Regions from separate parts of the Mus musculus genome. Here region 2 is linked to region 1. Evidence: chromatin loops called from intact Hi-C (ENCODE). Cell type or tissue: heart. All regions are shown on one strand.

What was found. Peaks named below come from ENCODE experiments on the same cell type or tissue, not always from the same donor. Only the 100,000 strongest peaks of a DNase experiment are listed, where the experiment ranks them.
Region 2: it touches region 1 in a loop (4-fold over the local background); 10 of 42 quality-filtered maps call a loop at or near these places.

Annotation. Positions count from the first base shown.
Region 1 is chr16:36,870,945-36,878,944 of GRCm38, forward strand. Iqcb1 (IQ calmodulin-binding motif containing 1) reads left to right here. Exons shown (of 15, transcript NM_177128.4): 14 at 507-663; 15 at 1,248-1,775. The coding sequence ends at 1,477. It also overlaps a transcript of Eaf2 not described here and a transcript of Golgb1 not described here. Among named protein-coding and RNA genes, the nearest start is that of Golgb1, 10 kb to the right of the region's middle. In heart, CTCF peaks have their summits at 4,357 and 6,593 (motif pointing left); a DNase peak (open chromatin) is centred at 4,147; H3K4me3 peaks cover 2,610 bases; H3K27ac peaks cover 1,845 bases.
Region 2 is chr16:36,930,728-36,938,727 of GRCm38, forward strand. It overlaps Golgb1 (golgi autoantigen, golgin subfamily b, macrogolgin 1), which reads left to right. Exons shown (of 22, transcript NM_030035.1): 21 at 832-937; 22 at 1,096-2,358. The coding sequence ends at 1,230. Hcls1 (hematopoietic cell specific Lyn substrate 1) reads left to right here and starts at 4,256. Exons shown (of 14, transcript NM_008225.2): 1 at 4,256-4,347; 2 at 6,560-6,643; 3 at 7,106-7,179. The coding sequence starts at 6,560. In heart, a CTCF peak has its summit at 4,303; DNase peaks (open chromatin) are centred at 3,564, 4,314, 4,634 and 5,274; H3K27ac peaks cover 608 bases.

The sequences.
Region 1 (8,000 bases):
CATTCATACATGCACACACATGTGATGCACATTCATACATGCAGGCAAAACTCATACATACAAAATTAAATTTAAAATTTTTCAAAAAGAAACTTGTCCATCTATATCATTATATAAAGTTAGGGTATAAGTTACTTTTGTTTAAAATCTGCTTTGTTGATTTAATGGATTCTTTCTTGTTCCTGTTGTTAGGTTGTTTGCATACTTGTTCATTTCTCTTTTAGGTTTTTTGAGACAAGGTGTCACTATATAGCCCAGATTGATCCTAGGCTTAAGATTGTCCTGTTTCTGCTCCTGTGTTAAGATTACAGGCATGAATACTCACAACTTATGTGGTTTTTAAAGATAATTTAATACTTGCACCAGTGTACAAGTTAGATAAGAGCTATAAGATTCTATTGATAAAATGGGAGATTGCTAAAATTCTAGCTCTGCTATGGTGGGTAGGTAAAGCATATTTTGATACATAATGTCTTTATGACAAGTTTTCTGTCCTATGTTTCCAGTGCTCTCAGATGTCAGAGGCGGCCAGCAGAGAGCTCCATGCACAAGCACAAGAACGACTTCAGCACTATTTTATGGGAAGAGCCATAGAAGAGCGAGCCCAGCAACACAGAGAAGCTTTGATGGCTCAGATCAGCACCAATATTGAACAGCTGATGAGTATGCTCTACCTCCATCCTTGTTTCATAAATGGAATACCCCTTGCAAGAGATGTGGCATCCAAACTCTTTAGAAGAAAAGTGCCACAAGTAGTCTTTATTCAGGTCCTCGGGAAGTCTTACATCATCCCAGTTTTCAACTCTATACCTTCTGTTTGTGCTTGTTATAAATTCAAATATTTCAGCTTCATCAAAATTACTAATTTCAAAGAAGTTATAATCTTCTAGACACATTTTCCCAACTTTTAAAAAATGTTTTTGTATTTTAGAATTAGATAATAACAGTAGTTACGTACAATGAACTTGTCAAAAATAACGATTAATAAATTTTTATCGAAGTTTCTCTCTTTAGGCTATCTAACACAATTTATCATTTTTCTTTTAAAGCTGGAAGTTGCCAGGGATTGGGGTTGTTGCTATCACCCACATCTGTAACTTCACTAGAAACCTACCTTCATAGTTAGCAGTGACAGCATATTCAGTTAGAACCCTGTCCTGTCCTGACTATAAACAGCTCTGCTGTTTCCAAGTTGCTGCTTGCCTGGCATACTTTCCACTAACCCATTTCCTTTCTGTTTGCTGCAGAGGCACCAAGTCTGAAGGAGGCAGAAGGAAAGGAACCCGAGCAATTCCTAAGTAGATCTAGGCCTGTGGCAGCCAAGGCCAAGCAGGCCCATCTTACCACCCTGAAGCACATACAAGCACCCTGGTGGAAGAAGCTTGGAGAAGAACCAGGGGATGAGGTTGATGTTCCAAAGGATGAGCTTAGTATAGATTTAGGAATGTTATTTATCGGTGGAACCAAACCTCCCTAGAGAGTACTGTGAAAGCTGGCAATCTTACCTTTTAAGAGATTGTTAGTTTTGCCTCTGGCATGCAGGAAGACTAGGGCTATGCCAGTGGCTTTCCAGAGCATCATCTTCATGCAACACTTGGAAGCAAAAAGCAAAGCATTGCCTACCTCACTCTCAATTCTTTCCCCTGTCTCTATGCCCTGTCTGTGAGCTTTAATTGTGGGAGAGAACTCAATGTGAAATTTTATTGTTAATATATCTGTTTTCTAACTAAAAGTTGTTTTGGTTTTGTTTTAAAATAAATAGTGTTTCTAAAAAAGTTGTCATGTTATTTCAATGTTTTACATTTGCTATTCAGAATTTCTTATTAATAGTCATATATATATAATATAAAAATAATATTTATTTATTTTTGAGATGGGTTCTCTGTCCTAGAACTCTGGCTCTGTAGGCCTTTGGCCTTGAATTCCTGGAGATCCGCCTGCCTCTGCCTCCCAGGTGCTGGGATTGAAAGCATGTGCCACCACTGCCTTTATGGTTTTGACCTTGACAAAGTTTAGAAAAATAATTGATCAATTAAATAGCATTACATTAAGAAAGACGGGAGAAGAGAAAGAAACAGTAGTTTATATTTCATATATAATAGTAAAAATAATGCTTTTGTTTTTTTAAAAAAAAGTCTCACTATATAGCTCTGGCTGGCCTGGAATTAACTAGACCTCACAGTTCTACCTGCTGCTTCCTCTTAGTGCTGTGATTACAGGCATGTACCACCATACCTGACCACTGCTTTGCTTATTTCCTTTTTAAAATGGTGAAATGGAAAGTATGTTCAATTACTGCTTGTTTGTGAGCGTGTGTGTGTGTGTCTATGTGGGGGTATTTACTCAAAATATAAGGGGTTGTTTGAGCTTGAGTTACTGGTAGCTATGAGGCACCAGATATTGGGACTGGGAACCCAGTGAGTCCTCTGTAAGAGCAAGTGCTCTTAACTACTGAGCCATCTTTCTAGCCCTCATACACTGCTTTTCAATAAAAAAAAAAAAAGCCTTTAATTGGCCATTTCTTTTTCTAACTTGTGATTTATTGGTGTATATTATACTTGTGGTATATATGATATACTTTTTCATATATATACAAATATATATGTGATAGTTACATGCAATTTACATTTGACAAATATTTGAATAAATGTTAAGTTGAAAATAAAATATGTTATCTGGAAGACAAATTAGTGAGAGGCCAAACATCTTGGAACCTGCCTCCATCTTAAAAGGAAAAACTTGGCCCCCACCCGAACACAAGTTGCACCTAAGTACCAGGAAGGACCGAATGGCTTGTCCTTAGCCAGTTACCCCCTAGCTACTTCCTAGCAACAGATAATCAAAGGTTAGTCTGATTGTTTCAGATATACTTTCAGACCTTTAGTGGTTGTATACGGTCTTGCTTCAGAGCACCTACCTGTCGGCTTACAATAGACAATTGCATGCTTGCAAGGCTGGACCCTCCCTCACTTACTTCCATTTCCTATAAACCCTGTCCCAGTGAGAGTTTTGCGCTGCCTCACCAAACCGTCCTGTGGGCCGGTGGTGAGTAAGCCCAAACTCGAGTTTGTAATAAAGAGACCCTAATGTGATTACATTAGAAACGGCTCCTTGGTGGTCTTTTGGGGTTCACAAATGCTTCTTGGCACAACATTGGAAGTCTTGGGATGTCTATATTTGGTGTAGGGGAAGATGAAGGAAGGCCTTGAGAGGGAACTGGGTAACAGAAAATCAGAAGAGTGAGACCATTTCTTTTGTTACATGGTTTTATTCTTTGACAGTTCACACATGTATGCATTTTGATCATGAACACTCTTATTTTCCTCAGTCCCTCTAGAAAACTCTCCCAGCACTCCACCCCCACTTTTATGTCACTAAAAGAAAAATAAATACATTGAGTTTAATTAGGGTTGCTTTCATGTATATAGGTGAGGGATTGATTATATATCCTGGGAAATTTACCGATGGTGACATCATTAAAAAAGAATGACTCCCCTCCTCTCTTCCCTTCCTCCCTCCTCACCGCCCCCCCCCCGCCCCCGTAAATCGCTTTTCTGTCTCTTGTTGGAGCTTCTTTCTCACTGACTCCTCACAGAGCCCGAGCCCTTAAATCTGTTTGCTTATCCCAGCTGAAGAGCCAATTCCTTAGGGGAACGTTTCAACTCTTAAATACTGTCTCTTACCCTCACATCCTGAGTGATGTCCTGTGACGTCAGGTTGAAATCGGAGTTCCGTTACTAAATCGCTTTCTCCCCCATCGGAAGGACCAAGTTTCAGGCTCTACTCCGGGTTGGTTCTCACAAAATCGCAAATACTAGCAGCTGGCGCCCCTAGTCCAAAGTCTCCTCAGAAGCCGAGGCCATAGTCCTTAGTGGGAACAGCGCGAGATGAGAAATTAGGGTAAACCGGAACTTCCAACCCATACAGCAAACACCTGATCTTTGCCGAAAGCCCACCCCTTTCGGTGTTTTCAGGCCTCCTTGGATCTTCTTCCGGGTCACATCCCACCATGTGATTCCACCCGGCACGTCCTTCTTAGAATCCATTGGCTCCGTCTTTGAGGAAGTGGAAGGCTTTAGGGCATTGGTTGGTTTCTGTCAGTGTAACGCAGTTAGTTACAAACAAGGCGTGCCTGGTTCCCATAGCAACGCCCTGAGCACCGCTCCGATAGGTCGACGCCTTGATTCAGCCTTCCGTCTCACGGCGAGTGGCTGACTCCCAGGGGCGCGTCGACGGTGGCGCCGTGCTTGGGTTACCGAGCTGACGTGGCTTCGATTGGGCGGGGGGCGTCCGGAGTTGGCTGGGACGGCCGCCTGCAGGTGAGTGGGAGCCGCAGGCTCCGCGGGGAGCTCCGCAACGGCTCTGCTGCGAGCCCCGGGCCAAGGGGCTCGGGACACGGCTCAGCCGGCCGCCCCGCCCCTCACCTCCGGGCTCCGCCGCCTTCACCCGCCCGCCCTAGGTGGTCGCCCAGTGCCCGCCGCCGTACTCGGCCCGGGGACACAGACACCCAGTCAGTCTGCCGGCAGGGTCGTTCCTCCCCGGGGAGCCCCGGAGGCGGGCGAGCTGGTCAGCCCTACGTGCACGGACGGCCCTGTGTCCGAGCGGCCTGGGCAAGCCAGCCTGGGCACCGAGCCGGGGACGCTAGAGGCAACCTGCCCCAGCCCTGTGCTCGCCCCAGCCCTGAACAAACTTAGTGTTCCGCTGTCGCCGTTACCGCAGTCGAGGCCCACGAATGATCCTGCTGTTGGGTTAGGAAGATGACGGAGAGATGATCCAGAAGGAAGGGAATGTTGAAGGGAGTTCTGGAGGAAAAAAAAAAACCCTTGGTGTGGCCTTGTGGCATGGGTTTGTTGTTGCGCAGCAGGAATGAGAACAGGAGGACGAGCCTCAGGGCGATTGAAGGAAATATTTGCCTGGTTTATTTAAAGCCCCGCAGTTGGTCTGTGAGGAGAGGACAGTTTTGGGAGTGGAACAGATATTTAAAATCATGGATAAACACGTTGACTTTTAGAGATAGTTGGAAGCTCTCCATTAAAGGAATGGATTTCCAGATTTGAGCAAGATGGACTGTGCAAGAGTTTATAACAAAGTGTGGAGGCCTTTCTAGAAACATGAGTAAATAGGGTTTGGATGATCGGAATGACCGTAAAGGGTCAGATTCAGGAAATGTTCTGTTAGAAAAATGAGACGACTTGGAGTAGACACGGGAGAAAAAAAAATGAGGACAACTAAAAAATTTTAGAGGTTAAAAGTATAGCCAAATGGTAGGTCTCTTACTTCCAGAAGGCCCTGGCCTGAAGCATTGGTGTTGGTTACACGGCCTTTACTTCCTTGATCCTGGTAGGACTGTTTGATGCTTCCGTCCTCACTGTGCTTTAACATTTGTTTAACTACAGAAGTAGTTTCTGAACATTCTTAATTGCATATGCTACAGGTAAAATATCTTGAATGTATTCCTAAGTATATTGATTAAGTAAATTTTATGTTAATTTGGATAGTGTAACAATATCTCTGAAAATACACCACAGATTATAAAATATACAAAAATACTAGAGAATTAAATGAAAAATTAAAAAAAAAATCTGTCTACAACGGTCACGACGGAATTTGAAGATCACATAAAATGTGCCTCTTGGTTTCTCACGATGATGGTCAACATTTCTGAGGATTTCCACGATTTGGGGGGGGGTGGGAATGGGGTTCCCATTCTACTGGAATATAGTCCTTTCTAAAAGTAATCATCTTTAGAAGATTTTCCCTTTAACTCTCTTGTTCCCAGCACCTCAGCCCATTTGGATTAAAGAGATGTTGAGACTATGCTTATTTATAAAATATATCATTAACTTCTCTTGGTTACCTACTAGCAATAAATTATTTGTGACACATTGATGCGCATTACATACTGCCTGTTAGTAACAACCCAGACTGGACTACACTCAGAGCCTTATGCATGTGAGGCAAGCACTCTGATACCAAGCTACATCCCCAACCCTTAATGAAGACTACTTTATGAAGTAATGAAGAGAATGAGAAATCCTCTTTCTTATTTTAGGTACTTTAGGGTTGCTTTTTTTGTTGTTTTTGTTTGTGTTTGTGTTTTCAATAGTTCCAGATAGCCCTGGCTGCCCTGGAACTGGCTCTATAGACCGGGCTGGCCTCAAACAGATACCCATGCCTCTGCTTCCCAGGTGCTGGATTAGAGACAAGCGTTGCCTCTGCCTGGCTCAGTTATATGTGCTCTTGATCAATGGAAATCCAGAACCAAAGGGTATAATGCAAAGCACAATTCTGTCTACTTGCCTCTCTCCATTCCCCACTCCAGAAATTCTGGAAATCATTTGTCCCTAAGACACATTCCAAAGGCCAGTAGTACATACTCCCCCGCCCCCGCAAGTCATAATACATCCTTTTGCCACTTAATATTATACAGCAGCTCTGAGATGAACGTCTGAATCATGAAGGGCTCAATATAAAGTATTATGAGTATTCATATGCTAACAGTAGAAAGTTCTGAGTTCATTTCTCAGCAACTACCTTAGCTCACAGCCACCCGTAATGGGTTCTGATGCCCCCTTCTGGCGTGTACCTGTACATGCCTAGAGAACATTTTATGCACATAAAGTAAATAAATAAATAAAATAAAAAAGAAAGTTCATTGCCATGAAACTTCATGCACAAATTATTAAAAATACTATGTAAAATTGCTGTCAGTCTCTTTGTGTAAAATATATATGGAGTTTAAATGATTTTTTGTGTCTCAACTTAGTTCCTGTTCCCAACATGACTCTTTCATATGTGTATAAATACTCCAAAATCCAACGTGTTTCAAAATCTGAAACCAAAAATTTTGACATAGCACATTCAATCTATATTGAGCATTTTCAGTGAACATGAGAATAAAACACTACCCTACTCTTTCAGGCAGCTATACAGCCTTACCTTGTAGAAATTAAAAAAGGAAATACAGTTAGCAGTCCTCCCCTGATGGGCATTTAGGTTGTTTGTGATCATGAACAGTCAAACACTGCTGTGAGGACATCTTTGTTTCCAAGTGTGCTTATGTCTGTGTGAGCCTGTATGTGGAAAAATAAGTTACCTGAGGGTATACTAATTGTTATGAATCGTTATTTTAGCTTACATACCTAGAAAAATAAGGTCACCCACATCACTATTAATGTGGTACCCCCCCACCCCCCCCCCCACACACATCCCTGTTTTCATCCTGGATGAAGAGTGGGTTGAGGAAGTTACTCAAAAAAAAGGGGGTGGCTTTTGTGTGTCACCACCAGCCAAGAAACTTGTAGAATTGTGTCACTGGACAAATTCCCTGCATATTAGTTTACTCATCTTAAAATTAGAGCTATTGATTGTATCTACTTCTTAGTGTCCTTGGATAAAATTAAACAATGAGGATAAATAAGTTCTATGTAAAGGCCTGGAGCATTGTTTGGTAGGCAGTGGTATGTATATATGCTGTAGGTACCATTTATTTCTAAGTTAGTAAAAATCAGGTTTTTTGTATTATGAAATGTTATTTCTGCTTGTAAAGGTCTATCCTAATCTTGATACGGATTTTCTAGCTGTTGTAGCAATACTGACCTATTAACTCTTCAGGCTGGTGGTAGATCACTTTGAAAATTAAGACGTTAAAACCACAGAGAGCCAATCAAAAATGCATGAGATGAACATGAATGCCTCAGTGACTTGTGGGCATGTGATTTAGATTTCAGAGAAAGGAATGGGAGTGGGTACACAGAGGCACCCATTTGTGCTGTTTGACTCTTTTGCTTCTATTCCTGTGCAAGTTATACTATGGTCTCTGTGGCTAGGGATGTGCCATCTATTTCTTGTATAATTCCTAGTGAAACACTACCTACCAGATACATATCTTTAAATTAGTAATTGTCAATAAACAGTGAAGGCTTTGAGAAAAACTTCTTTAAAATTTTTTTTGCTCGCATTTTATTGTAAATTTTATTTTAATTTGTATGGATGTTTTG
Region 2 (8,000 bases), 60 kb after region 1:
CTCCCACTTTCCTTCTGGTGGAGATCGGAAGGAGAGCCAGGTGACAAACTGAGGATAGGCCACCAAGACCCAGTTCAGATCAAGGCATTTCCTCTCTGCTGAAGAAGAGAGTGGCCCCCAGACAGAGGTCGTATTCAGCTGATAGAGTCCCTGTGGGGACGAGACACTCACAGTGAAGACGTGTGGTTTGGGGCTGATGAGTGATGAGCTGTGGCCTTGCCCTGTTGTCCTCGGAGGCCACTAAGCGATGGCAGTGTCTCGTTAAGGGAAAATTTCCAAAATGAAGTAATAAGCAAATCAACAGAAAGTAAAACAGGAAGCTGCCAAGGCCTCTAAGAGCCCTAAAGAATTTCTTGAGTGCTTTTGCCTAGTATAAGTTTAAAAAAAGGAAAAGAAAAAAAAAACCAAAAAACCAAAGGTGCCAGTTGTGATAGTGCCTGCCTGTAGTGCCAGCCCTGGCAGGCAGAGCCAGAACTGTAAATTCAAGGCTAGTCCAGGCTGTATACATCCCTTCCTCAACAAAAGGAGCAAGGGCAGAGAAGAGAGGAGAAAGGAGTGAGCTGGACCGAGTGTGGCATAGAGAGGGAATGAGGAACAGGAGTCAAAGACAAACAGGTACTGGATTCTGCTTCCTGCCTGCTGGACAAGACTCTAACCAGCCTTTGAGCAGGAAGCACTCAGGCCAGCATCCTAAATTGGCAGTCCCTTTACTACTGTGAGGGCCAGGACCCTGGGAAGAGCCTTTGCTGCCAGTCCCCTAGGCCACCTCTCTGGAATGACGGGAAGAATCGCATGCAGGGGACCCATGTTGTCTGTTTTTCCTCAACACAGGTTGGAGCATAGTGAATGGGAATCGGCCCGGACTCCTATCATGGGTGCCTGTGGCTCTCAGGAGCAGGCGCTGCTGATAGATCTCCCAGGCCATAGCTGTCGAAGGGTAAGAGGAGGACACGGGATGGGCTCGGGAATGGGCTTCCGGTGTGGAGGTGGGTAATGGGGTAGGTTTCCAGCCGTTGTGGAGACTTGTCTCCCAGGATTGCTGGTGAAGGGGAAGAGCTCTGATTTTCCTGTGTTTTATTTGTTTGTGCGTTTCAGACCCGGAGTGGTGCCGGATGGAAGCGGGTCCTGCGTTCACTCTGCCATTCTCGAACCCGAGTGCCACTGCTCGCAGCCATCTACTTCCTAATGATTCACGTTTTACTGGTTCTGTGTTTCACGGGTCACCTATAAACTTGTTACTTGACTGCAACTCTGGAACTTGTAATTCCTTCATCTCTAGTGTCAGGATTGTCGATTCCACAGCAGCCTTCTCACTTTAGCCCCTCCACCTCTTCTTGGAAAGTGCCTGTGAAAACAGAGGTGGCTGTGAGGACAGGCAGAGCCTTAAAGCCTGCCACATCCGCTCTCCTTAAACACTTGTGCTTGGTCTGAGCAGCTTCCCAGATGTGCTGTGCTCACTGCTCTTCAGATGTTGCAGATCCACATCCTGTGTGGTCTTGTAGGATGCTGAGGGAGGCCTCCCAGCCAGGCCAACAAGATGGTTCCAATAAACACAGTAATTTGGAATCCAGTATCACTTTTCTTGGTAACCGGCTTTGTCTTGTGGCCTGTATTTTCTCCTGCCTCAGGATGAATACAAAGTTGTGGGCGTGTGAGCAGTCTTTGGAGACTCAGGTGGGAGCTGGAAGGCTCCCAGACTTCAGTTGTTGGATCTCGGGGAGGAAGGCATTTTCTTCCTGCCTGTTGCATTGCCAGCGGAGGGACGGTTTGTTGCTGTGGATCGTCAGGACTGGACCCCATTGCTTATGCCTTCAGTCACATGTAGACTAAGATAGTAAGTGGCCAGTGCCTTTCCTTGCATCAAAAGGCAGGAAGAACTGACAATGGACAGACAGCAAGGTTCGAATTCTATATTTCTGGATGTGCCTCCATAGGGGTCCTAAGACTATCCAGAGGCCAGTGGGGCCATGCCAAGGTGAACTGGAGTCAGGGCTGAATACCACATCACAACTAGTCTCAAGAACTACTGAGCTGCTGCACCAGTGTGCTGGTCCTTGGTTATTCTGTCTCCAACGCCATTGTCACCCACCACTGGGCACAGGGCTGAGGCGGTGGAAAGAAAAGGCAAAGCACCTGGATCCAGACCTGAGAGCAGTGGCCAGGAATGGATGGATCCCACCGTGTCGATCCTCCCCTTTACGGACATGATGTGCTCCCTTCCTGTTCTCACCCCCTAAAGAAGAGTGAACTGCTGGACTCACTCATCAGCCCTTTGTTCTGTGGTGATGAAAATTTTAGTCACAACATCCCAAAACCTTAACTACTGTAAAATAATAAAATTATTTTCAGAATAAGGAATTGTGTGAGACTATCTGTTGGCACAGAAGTTACATGCCTGTGTTTGCACACTATGGGAGGGATGGAGGAGTGGCAACTGGAGGAGAAAGTTCTGAGACTCCTTCATCTCACTGGCCAGCACCACATGGCTGTGAACATCCTTCTAGCCTCAGCTGCTGGAGCCAAAGGAGATGAGGTTCAGATTAGAAAATCCATCCTGAGATTGGGTTAAAGGAGCAGAACCATAGGATGTAAATTTGTGAAGCCTTGTGGATAGTTCTGAGAAAACTCTGAAAGTATTGGACCACCAAGTATGGTGGCACTTGCCTGTAATTCCAGCACTGAGGAGGCTGAGGCAGGAGGACCATAAGTCCAAGGCCAGTCTTGTCTACATAGTAAGTTAAGGCTAGCCTGTGCTACATAGCAAGAGTGTCTAAAACAACAAGCTCTCCTTGAACACAGTGCAGAAGGAGACTTTTCATAGCTCATGCGGGTTGGGTAGACATCATGCTCTTATACAAAGTTGCCACTTGGGAAAAGCTGACCCAGTATCACAGGGTAGAAGAGGATTAATGGGAACCTGTTCTCTTTGGCTTCAACGCTCACTGTATGTCAGCACTGTTCTGCTCAGGGATGAACATGGGGTGTTTGTGAGGGGGAAGTGGGTTTCCTTGGTGTCATCGCTGAAGTTCTATGGTTCTGTGCATTGCTGTGTGGTGAGGTACAATGTCTAGCCCTAATTTAAGGCTACCCCTTTCTACATATTCCTCAACTATAAATAGCCTTATTAGAACAAATAAAGTGCTCCAAGTCTAGAATCAATCCCCTGGGAAGTGACTTTAGATGCTTTCTGTTGGTACAGAATGTTCCCTTCTGTCTAGTTTCACCAACCTGGGACCCTTGTGGGTTCATTCTCTGTAAGCCAGGCAAGTCAGAGTCCACAGATGACTGGGATAAGGAGAGCCAGGCTCAGATGCAAAAGCAAGTTCTTAGTAGGATTATTTTTCAACCAGAGATCCTTGGAACTTTATTTTCATTATCTTTATTGCCTGTCAGTGCTCCAGGCTGCCAGAGGAGCCATGCTTGGGACGGGGGTGGGTGAGGAATGGAGGGTGGAAGCAGGGAGGTGGTTATTTGAAAGGCAGCCAGTAAAAGCATAGCAAAGTTCTCAGTGGCCTTCACATCAGAAAGGGTCTATTTCATTGGCTCAACAAGTCACCTGAGCATGTCTTGACTTGAAGCTAGAAGGGGAGGGCTGCAGATGTTGACAGTGTAGAGTATGTCAGAGTTCAATTCACCAGCTTAGAGAAGGCCAGTAGTCAGAACTCTGTAAGTGAGCTCAGACTCCACACAGCCTCCCATCAAGCTAGGGAGTTTTCTCCCTCCACGTTCTGCCTTCTCCCTTCCTCGTGAGTTATGTGTGAGTCTCAGGTACTGCAGAAAGCAAGGAGGAGAAATTGTTTTTAAGACTTCCCTTCAAAATTAACATACAGATCATTTTTCCACTAAGCCTTTTTTTTTTTTTTTTGATTGCTGCAGACTACACACACACACATTTTTCCTTCCTCAGACCAGGCTTCTACAACAATGTTGTAGCCCAGGGTACCCCTAAGTGCTGGGATCACAGAAGTTCACTACCACACCTGCCTTGTTCTGAATTCTTTTACTTAGATGCAACTGTCCTTCGTAGGACACAGAGCAGTCCTGCAGCATTCTTATTGTGTCTTAACTGATAAGGGATGTGTCTCCACGGTCATTTTTATAACTTTCCCGTGACCTGAAAAACTTTGCAAAATACTAGACACAGAAACACTTAACCCTTCTAAGTACTCAAAGTATAAGGAACTGACTCAAACTTCAGGAAGTAGCTGTGAGGACAGTGTGGCAGGAAATGACAGAAAACCTGAAAACGGAACTGGAGCAGCTGCTCTGTTACTTACCCTGAAGTGGCAGCCGCTGGAGGGGGCGCCTGGTGTAGATGTGAAAAGCCGTAACCAGGAACCAGTAAAGGTGGGTGCTCTGAGCTGGGGGTTTTGTGAGGGGTTGGGAGCACAGGGAAGTATGGAAAAGAAGTCTACATAGCACTTAGTCCTTGTTAAGGGAGGTCTTTACTAATAGATGCTGAACTCTTGATGGCCCTAAGGACTGTGTGCAGTGGTTGACAATGAACATCTGAGGATGGGAACAAGGAAATGGCCTGCACTCGGGGAGCATGATTGAGCACATATCTAGGACCCTGGGCCCTAGTATGCCCTTGATGATCTACACAGCCCATTCTAAAGGGTGGCTGCCCCAGTGTGCTAACCTGAAGGCGACCCACGGAAGATGAGGACAAAGTGTGCCTTTGTATGGCCTCACAGGGACACAAATGCCCATGGGAAATGTAAGGGGACAGGATTTAACCACCAATGAACACTGGTGCTGAGCCAAGTGCTTTTAGGAGTCAAATGCAAACATGACTTCAGCTGGTGTAACTTTGTATGTCTGTGGGGATCCCAGAGTGTTACAGAGGGAGCTTTGGATCTACTGTGTTAACCCCTTAATTATTTAACATTGGGAAACAATATCACAACAATCAGTGACTTGCCCAAGGAAGTTAATATTGATGGATGGCTTAGTCTAGTCTCTGACTAAGTAGTATAGACTCTGTGTCATGTGACAGACAGGGGTCTCACAGGGGCTGTCATATTACTGCAGTGTCCATGGATCTCTCACCTATGGATGCCATAAGTCAGTCCTGTCATCAGGTATTGGATATGCCCAGCATTCATTGCCTGTCTCCAGCCTCCTACTTTAAGTTAGCAGCTTTCCTGATTAGTAATCGACAGTACAAGAATAGTAAGTTATTTTGCTCTTAAACATGAGCATGAGGGGCTGATGGGAGAGATGAACTGAGACCTGGAGAATCAGGCAAGATGAGACCATCGGACCTCACTGCTTCCTCATTGCTCATAAATGTATTTGACTTCTCCTTTCCAGTTTCCTTCTGTGGTAGAGTAGCCTGAGAGCCAGGACATGTCAAAGTGAGGCCTTAAGCTGTGGGTCATAGGTTCTCTTTATGTGTCTTACCCCCTGTTAGTAGCTAATACCAACTGGGGGAGGCACAGATGTTCTTAATAGCTCACAGTGACTCTGGCCACGGTAACTCACCACTCCTTCCCACATCTTTATTTAACCTATCTTCCTCAGATGTCTTCGGGGCTAATCTTCTAGAGGTTATTATAAAATGTGGGCAATGATGGAGGCTTCCAGATGGGGATAGAAAGTGGAGACTTGGGGCCTAGATAAGCAGAGCCTTGGGGATGAGTGGGTAAAGGTGTCTCCTTTGGGAGAGCAATGAGTACCAGGAAGCTCTTCGGTGGTGGTGGCACCCGACAAAGAAGGATAGGCAGAGTCTTTGAGCCAGGAAGTCCCAAAAAGCTACCAGACCAGATGGGTGTTGTCCCTTGTTACCTCTCCTCAAAAACCCACAGTGTGACCGGACAGTTCTTCCTCACACCCTTCTGGCAAGGCTCAATAAAACACAAGTGTCCAGTGGGACAATGATTGACACCCAATCAAACTAGCATTCTCCCAAGACTTTTGTAATGTTTACTTAGTTGTTAATTCTCACATAGTGTTTCAAAAAGAGGGAGTGCTACATTTTACATGTAAATGCTTATGTCTTTAGATATAGTTGAACATTTACATAATAAAAATAAAGCCATGGTATTTTCTTCTTTCAGCTAGTGTGAGTAGTTCAACTAGTCTGTCCCACTGGTGACCTACAGCTGTGCTGTGAGTGACCAGTCAGTCCTACAGTAAATGTGGGGCAGTCTTCCACAGACAGGGAGCATTTTCAATGTAGCTAGGCAGATTATAGACAGGAGGGACACTGGACTCATTTATGTCCTGACAGCTAAAAAAGGAAGCCCTGGAGAAATCTGAGTGAGGTGCCACAGCAGTCCTGTGGTAGGTGTTGTATGACCACGGGTCACCCCTACAAGCTGTGGACATAATGAACAATCCCAACACTTTGACAGAGGTTGTCTTGTGTTACCTACACCTATACTAAATTTTTTCCATATATGGGTGGGCTACTGATTTATCTTAAGATAAATGAGATGAGAAAGAGCAGAAGGAAACATTCCATTGCTCACGTAGTCAACTTTAGCATCCTTACCAACCTTCCTCTCAATTCTCTTTTTCACTCCTAATTATTTCCATCATTTGGTACCCTCAGATGTGGAAGTCTGTAGTGGGGCATGATGTATCGGTTTCCGTGGAGACCCAGGGTGATGACTGGGATACAGACCCTGACTTTGTGGTGAGTATGGAAGTAGCTTTGCTTGGACAGTGAAGTGGTCAGGAGCACCTCAGCCACTCTGAGTTTTGGCTGGGCTTAGAGAGATCTATCTGAGATTAAGACAGTCTTTGTGGTGGGTTGGATTGGCAAAACGAATAGATTTTATTAGTAGGAATGTGTGTTAGCTGATGTTGAGCATAGAAGGGGATAGGTGTGGGTCGTTTGATAGTGCCATTGGAGGACTGTGTGTGTGTGTCAAAAGAAGAAAGGATGGGTGATTCAGAGTAAGCAAGGACATGTCTAGGATCACTGGTTTAATTTTAATTTTCATGTGGCTTTGAGATAAATGCAGCCATGAGTGAAAGTAAAGACAAGAAGCTTCTAATACAGAGGGCATAAGGCGGAGCATGTGCATGTCAATTGGGAGGCTCCCTGCAACAGAGCACATTTCTCGCTGACACTGTTGCCTGTTGTCTCTTGTAGAATGACATCTCCGAGAAGGAGCAACGGTGGGGAGCCAAGACCATTGAGGGCTCTGGACGCACAGAGCACATCAAGTAGGTGCCAAAGACCCTGATGGAAACCCTGCAGGCTGGGGCTCAGGGGTGCAGAAAGGAAACAGCCATGGCTGCGAATCTTTGCATTTATTTATTTTTTTCTAGAATCTCTGTGTACCTAGTATTCCTATGGCTCCATGTGTTTTCACTTTATCTCTCTCATCACCCACATATTATTATGTATCTTTTATATATAACAGCTCTGTCACTTTGGGGGGGCAGGGCAGTATCAACTATCTCCCTTTAATAAGACATTAGGTAGCAGAGAATTGGGCATAAATGCTGAAGTTCTATAAGGCTATCTGTCATATATCTAGCTATCACCCATCTCTACCCTATAAATTATGTATCAAATGCCATTTCATCTAAACTTTTACAGAAGTGTAGAACATGTGTAGGGTGACTGCCAATGGGCTAAGAAGACATCAATTCTGGGTGTGGTCATACACACCTTTAATTCCAGCACTCAGGAGGCTGAAGCAAGCAAGTCTCTGTGACTTCAAAGCAGTCTGGTCTACATCGTAAATTCCAGGCCAGCCAGGAGACTGTCTCAAAAAAGGAAGGCATCAGTAAAATGTCCAGGAAAGGAACTCCTGCATAAATGGTGTGTTGAGGACAATATCAGCTCTCATACTGGTACAGAGACTTGAGACACAGTTTTGCATTTGACTACTATTTGATAGAAATTGGGAACCATTAATATTAATGTAAATAAATATGACATTTGGAGAAGCTGATGACTAAAACCATTTTAGAAATGATGTTTAATCTTCAAGAGAACTTTCTCTTTTTTTTTCTGAAATTATTATGTCAGTGTAGCC